2 separate regions of the Homo sapiens genome follow, and region 1 is linked to region 2. Evidence: chromatin loops called from intact Hi-C (ENCODE). Cell type or tissue: endothelial cell of umbilical vein. All regions are shown on one strand. Each heading gives the region's core, and the rest is flanking DNA. Links, peaks and the distances in the headings are about the cores only. Region 1 has its middle 280 kb from the start of VLDLR. Region 2 overlaps PUM3 (pumilio RNA binding family member 3).

Region 1 (2,920 bases), core at 92-2,591, 500 kb after region 2:
ATCTTTTTACCATCCTAATTCCTATTCGAGCTTGTAGATTCAGCTCAGATGTTATCTATTCAGAGACCCTCCTTGTGTCATGCTCCCCACCTGCAGAGTGGGTGAGAAGATCCCACCTGTGCTTCAGACTTCAGGCACTTACTTCCATTATTGCATAGACAATACAGCATAGACATTATCTCTCCACTTGTCCATCTCCCACATAGTACGGGGTGCTCCCCAAGGACAGCAACCACTTTTTACTACTGTGTGCTCAGCACCCAGCACAGTGCCTGCTACATAACAGACACTCAAATGCGTGTTTGTTGAACTGAGCAAAGCTGGGCGACAGCACTGAAAATAAAACTTCCTTTTTATGAGAATCCATTGTGCCAGAGCTAACTGAAACATCGTGCAGTGTTTTAAACATTTTTCAATGCCAGCCTCTTCTCTCCTGCTGTTTATCAAATTACAGTGACATATTCAGGTGATAAAAAGAGCTCCCCTTAGGCAGAACTTAAATATAAACATTCTAGAAAACTTTTGCCTTCATCTGTTTCACTAGTCAAGTGAACCTTGCACAAAGCCTCAAGTTTTGGGTTGTTCGGGTTTTTTCCCTAAACAGAGTTTATTCAGCAAGTAAGTAGGGCCTGGACTGGGAAAGTAACTCATTTCTCTCACTCTTTGTGGAGATGTAAATCAGGTCATAAGCAAAAGTCATTTGGAAATCTTATTTCTCTGTGGGCTCATCTATTCTGCTCTGCTGCGTGGGTGAATCCCAGGAGCACCCTCCTGCCTTTTCTGTGCCATTAAGACAGAAGAGGGAATTGTACTTAGAGATTTCCTTAAGCCAAGACTCATTTGATTGCGGTCAGGAAAACTTAGGCCAAGTTCATTGGGAAACTGAACCCAGAGCCAAGGACAGCTCCGTGGCAGTATCCGGCTAGTGGTAAGGCAGAAATGACATCCTGCCATATTTCCATGTGGATTCTCTACAAAGACAGCAAAAAAACTCTTTCCTTTTTTTTTTTTTTTTAACCTAACACCCTTCTCAGTTCATAATAGAGCATTTCCTAATGCCTTGCTACTCAAGGTGTGGTTCAAAGACCATCAGCATTTGTATCACCTGGGACCCTGTTAGAAATTGATCATCTTGGCCCTCTCTCTACACTTGCTGAATCAGAACTTGCAGTTTAGCAAGATTCCCAGGTGATACATGTAGACATGAAAATTTGAGAAGCACTGAGCTGGGCTCTGAACACATCTTATGGAGGAGTCTCATTAGTATAAGTACAGCTTTGCCTACCACGGTCCTCATCTGACACTTTGGGAAAGGTAAACACTCCTTGAGCCAGGAGGTATTGCACTTTCTTTATTCATTGTTTAGGAGGCCACAGGTGATTGAAGGTGAAGGGAAAACCATCGTGTGTCCAAGGATCTCAGGGCCAGTTCCTCCTGCAGACAGCTCTCTTTATAACTGGGTAGTAGTCAGCCAGGCTGAAAATATGGGCAGTCCATTTACTGTGGGCTGATAAAAAAGACCCAGAGATGCTGCAAAACCATCTCCAAAGATCCCCAGCCTCCTATGCTACAAGCCACAGCTGGCAGCTCTTTTACAGCGTTTGCCTTAGGTGAGAGTGGTGAGAAGTAGGAGACAGCAGGATTTATGGGCTGTTTAAAACTTCCTATGTCATTTTTCTCCTTTGTACAAATACATGGACTCTTCTGACCGTTTCTCTTCTCCTCTGACTGTTGTTTTCTTCTTTGTGCTGTCTGATTTCCATTATCTCTCTTTCTCCCCAGTTTCCCTCTCTCTTCCGATGACATTACTTAGGTTTACTGCTAACTTGACTATCCTGTAGTACAACGTTGTCTCATTCATCATTTTGCCCTTTCTTGGTAGACTATCTTAGTTCATGTCATTTCATGTACCCTGAGATTAAGGTATTTCTGTAATGACTTCTGCTATCTTTTCGTTATATTTTTGTATTACTATGCAATGATATTGAGTATTTCATGTGTTCTTTTACAAAGTGACCGATGCTAATGCACTGCATGTAGTCAGTTAAAAGAAACTCAGCATGCTAGGCTAGCATGGGTAAAGGTCTTCATCCATTATCTCCACTTCTCTCCCGTACTATCAATCTCTCCATCTCCAATGGCAACTGACCTTCAGCCTACAGCATATTCAGATCTCCTCCATCTTAAAAAAAAAATCTGGTTTCAATCCTGTTCTCCCTTAAGCATACTGCCCAAAGGGGTTCGGTGTGTATTTGAGTACCCAGTTTCCTTCGTTTGGAATGCTTAACTATCTCCTGTCTGCCTGCATTTCTCTTTTGTGCTGCCATCTAAGTGAACTTTTTGAAACATAAGCTGTTACTGCACCCCCTGCTGGAAATCTGGCAATGGCATTCTTCCATTAATCTCAGACATCCAGATATTGAGTGCCCTTTGCAGCTGAGTCCAAGCGTTACTTACCAACCTATTTCAGGTCATTCATTACCTGCTCAAATGCATAACCCCATGGTGTTTCCTGTTGTCTTCTAAACACAATAACGGGTTTTCTTGCCCACTACCTGTATCTGTTCATTTTTCTATGTACATTATTTTCCCTTTTAGTATCTGCTGAGGTCCTGCTTAACCCTTCAAGACCCAGCCAAGGTCACCTTTCTTGTGTCAGAAGCCTAAAGCCTTACATGACCTCCTCTTTGTTCCCAAGCATCTTAGCCATGCCTCTGTCTCATTGATTGCCATGTGAATGTTTATGATTCTGCAGCATGAGTTTCCTGAACTCTTGGATTTTTATTCCACTTGTCTTTATACCCCAACTTCTAATATAATGCCTGATATAAAAAGATATGCAAATGTTTATTGAATTAAATTTCATATTGTCTGTAGATTTTTTCAGTTTATTTCATACTGTGATTTTAGACTCGTAAGT
Region 2 (2,920 bases), core at 214-2,713:
TCTTTTGTAAAGCTAAAATTATTTCAATATAAAAATTAGAACAAACATACAGAGAAAACATGTAAATGAATGGATTCTTAGAAAACTACAGGTGTAGAAGAGCTGAGAGATGCAGGTATGGTTATGATGGCCATAGCCAAGTAATAATGTGACCCTTCAGTTCTAAATGCCCTGAGGAAGCTGAGTAATTCAGGGACTGTCCATTTTTCAAAATCATTAGAAAAGTCTAGATTAGAACAGCACTTTCCAGAGTACTCCTTGGAAGTCTGCTGTTCCCTTATGATGTTCCAGGAAAAAGTGGTTCAACTGGAGTTGGAAAATCCTGCATCCTTTAGCCTTTGCTTGAGAATTGATTGTATATATTAGCAAATTAAAGAATCTGAAAAGCCTTTTCTTACGGGCTGATTCTTGTCATTTAACTTACTGTTTCCCAAATATATTTTATCCCAGAACCCTTCTTTTCTCTTATGGTAATATCCTGAGAAATTAGTTCTTGAATGGGCAATTCTAATCTAGAAATATCTGGTGTTGTCTAGGGATCCCTAACATCTGTTGTTTACAGCCAGCTTTCAAATGAGTTGATCGTCCAACTTTGGAAAGTGGAGAAATGAGCCAAATGGCTTTTTCTCTTGATCTGTTCTGCTGCTTTCAGGGACCTTGGGTAGGTGAGGGGTTATAACTTGTTTATCCTGTGCACCATGGTGTCTCAGTAGCCTATAAAGCGCCTATTAGACAGATTCCTTTCAATGAAATATTAACTATTTCAACATCTTATTTTGGAGTTCACTGCCAATTGCTTGGCTGCGTCTAAAACAATCACAGATTAAACACTGGATGCTAATCTTTGTTTTAGCTGTGTTGGATTGCATAGGAATCTTTCAGATAATCCTTTATTTTCTTATATTAAATGCATGTAGTGGTACATGCAGCCTATTGTTTGTTCCTGGCTTTTTAGGCTCCAAGAAATCAAGCGATAATTTTGTCAGTTATTCATCCCCTAGTCTTCCCAGGTTACAAAATGCAAACTCTGATGCTTATTATACTTAGTGTCAATAGTGGTCTATTTTTAGCCAGTACTATTGTGGAAGTGAAGTGATGCCTCCAGAGATATCAAACACTGGCCAGGGTGTGTGTTGTTCTTAGTTTTTTTATTGATACCTTGTTCATTTTCAGTTTTAAAATTTGAGTCAGTGATTGCAAAATTGCTGGATTTAAGTACTTGTCCATTCTATATCTGGCTGATTTGTATTGTATTTGTAGACTGAAGGACTAAATGTGGCAATGACTATGAAACAGCTCTTATTTGATGAAGAGAACTGCAGTGATTGTTTTTGGTTTTGGTTTTGGTTTTCCAGAGTTGCTACGATGGAAGTTAAAGGGAAAAAGCAATTCACAGGAAAGAGTACAAAGACAGCACAAGAAAAAAACAGATTTCATAAAAATAGTGGTAAGATATGCTTCCCATGTGGGTGTTTGGCTGTTATAATTGGGGGATGGGAGGGCATGTAGTAAATTTCAATCTGTATTCATTGGCTAGGATTAGGATTAAAATAGTAGGAAGAAGTATGTGTTATTGTGTATGAGTTAACATGTTGCTCATGACATTTAGACACTTAAGAAATTGCAAGAATGATTGAGGAATGCCTTATTCATGAAAGACTCCTTATCTCAGTTGTTGCTGCTGTTGCCTCATTTTATTCACACTAGTTCACCATACATTTTATTTTAACATTTGATAAATTAGGACTGTTTAATACATACTGCTCATAAGCCAAATACGTTTAGGTTCAGAATTTATAATGGTGATGTCTTTATTATTCCATCAGGTGTCAGTATTGTAAAACAGAAAAGTCAAGGGACTATACAAATGATTAATGTTTCCTTAATGTTAGCCATTACTGTTTGCATCTCATTTGTTAGGTACTAATTTGTAAGCCTTCTTGATCAAAAGTTTTTGATAAATAATTTTAATATAGGCTTTAAAATTTTCTTAAAACTAGAAAATTTTAAAATTAACATTTTAGATGTCCTTATGATATACTTTCCAAATTTCAAGAATGTTCAAGAAGTCATTTCTTAAGACTTCTTTTGTTATTGAACTCTTGAAAATTCTGTGTAGACCATCATTAAAGCAGAATACAAAGGTATATAAATAATAGCTCTGCTATATGCTTAAAACTAGAGAAACATACCAAACTGACACCAGTGTTTATCTTTAGTGGTAGAATCATGGGTAGCTTTTATTTTACATTTCTCTACTCTCTAGGTGGTTTTATAATCAAGGAAAGAATTTTTTATTTTTGTTTTGATTGTTTAAATCCAGTTCTACTCAAAAGGCTATATGTTGCATATTTGAGAGTAAGACATGGTATTGGGATTAAAAAGTATAATTTTCTGTAATGGATATAATCCAATAGATAAAAGAGATTTGGGCCCAGAATCATTGAACTTATAATTATTATTGTCACTAGATTCTGGTTCTTCAAAGACATTTCCAACAAGGAAAGTTGCTAAAGAAGGTGGACCTAAAGTCACATCTAGGAACTTTGAGAAAAGTATCACAAAACTTGGGAAAAAGGGTGTAAAGCAGTTCAAGAATAAGCAGCAAGGGGACAAATCACCAAAGAACAAATTCCAGCCGGCAAATAAATTCAACAAGAAGAGAAAATTCCAGCCAGATGGTAGAAGCGATGGTAAGTACTGGTTCGTTCATGCCTGAACTAGTGCCTGAACGATTGTGCACAGGGACTCTGGAGGTGCGTTAGAAACCTCACATTCTTATTCCTTGGCAGGTAACATTTTGGGACAGGTAGGTGGCTTAAATAAACAACAAAGCATCTTTCATGCTCACAATTTTCCTCTGGTGCTTAGAGTTTCTTATTTCTTAGCCCTTTTCTGAATTACCTTAGCCATGGAGTTA

Evidence for each region. Hi-C counts contacts between places; a loop is a spot of excess contacts. Peaks named below come from ENCODE experiments on the same cell type or tissue, not always from the same donor. Only the 100,000 strongest peaks of a DNase experiment are listed, where the experiment ranks them.
Region 1: it touches region 2 in a loop (6-fold over the local background); 2 of 110 quality-filtered maps call a loop at or near these places.

What each region holds. Positions count from the first base shown.
Region 1 is chr9:2,335,720-2,338,639 of GRCh38, reverse strand. No RefSeq gene overlaps it. Among named protein-coding and RNA genes, the nearest start is that of VLDLR, 280 kb to the left of the region's middle. In endothelial cell of umbilical vein, for the core only: no CTCF peak of the experiment used is centred there; no DNase peak of the experiment used is centred there.
Region 2 is chr9:2,836,953-2,839,872 of GRCh38, reverse strand. PUM3 (pumilio RNA binding family member 3) reads left to right here. Exons shown (of 18, transcript NM_014878.5): 2 at 1,356-1,447; 3 at 2,472-2,693. The coding sequence starts at 1,366. Among named protein-coding and RNA genes, the nearest start is that of PUM3, 5.7 kb to the left of the region's middle. In endothelial cell of umbilical vein, for the core only: no CTCF peak of the experiment used is centred there; DNase peaks (open chromatin) are centred at 1,302 and 1,712; H3K27ac peaks cover 402 bases.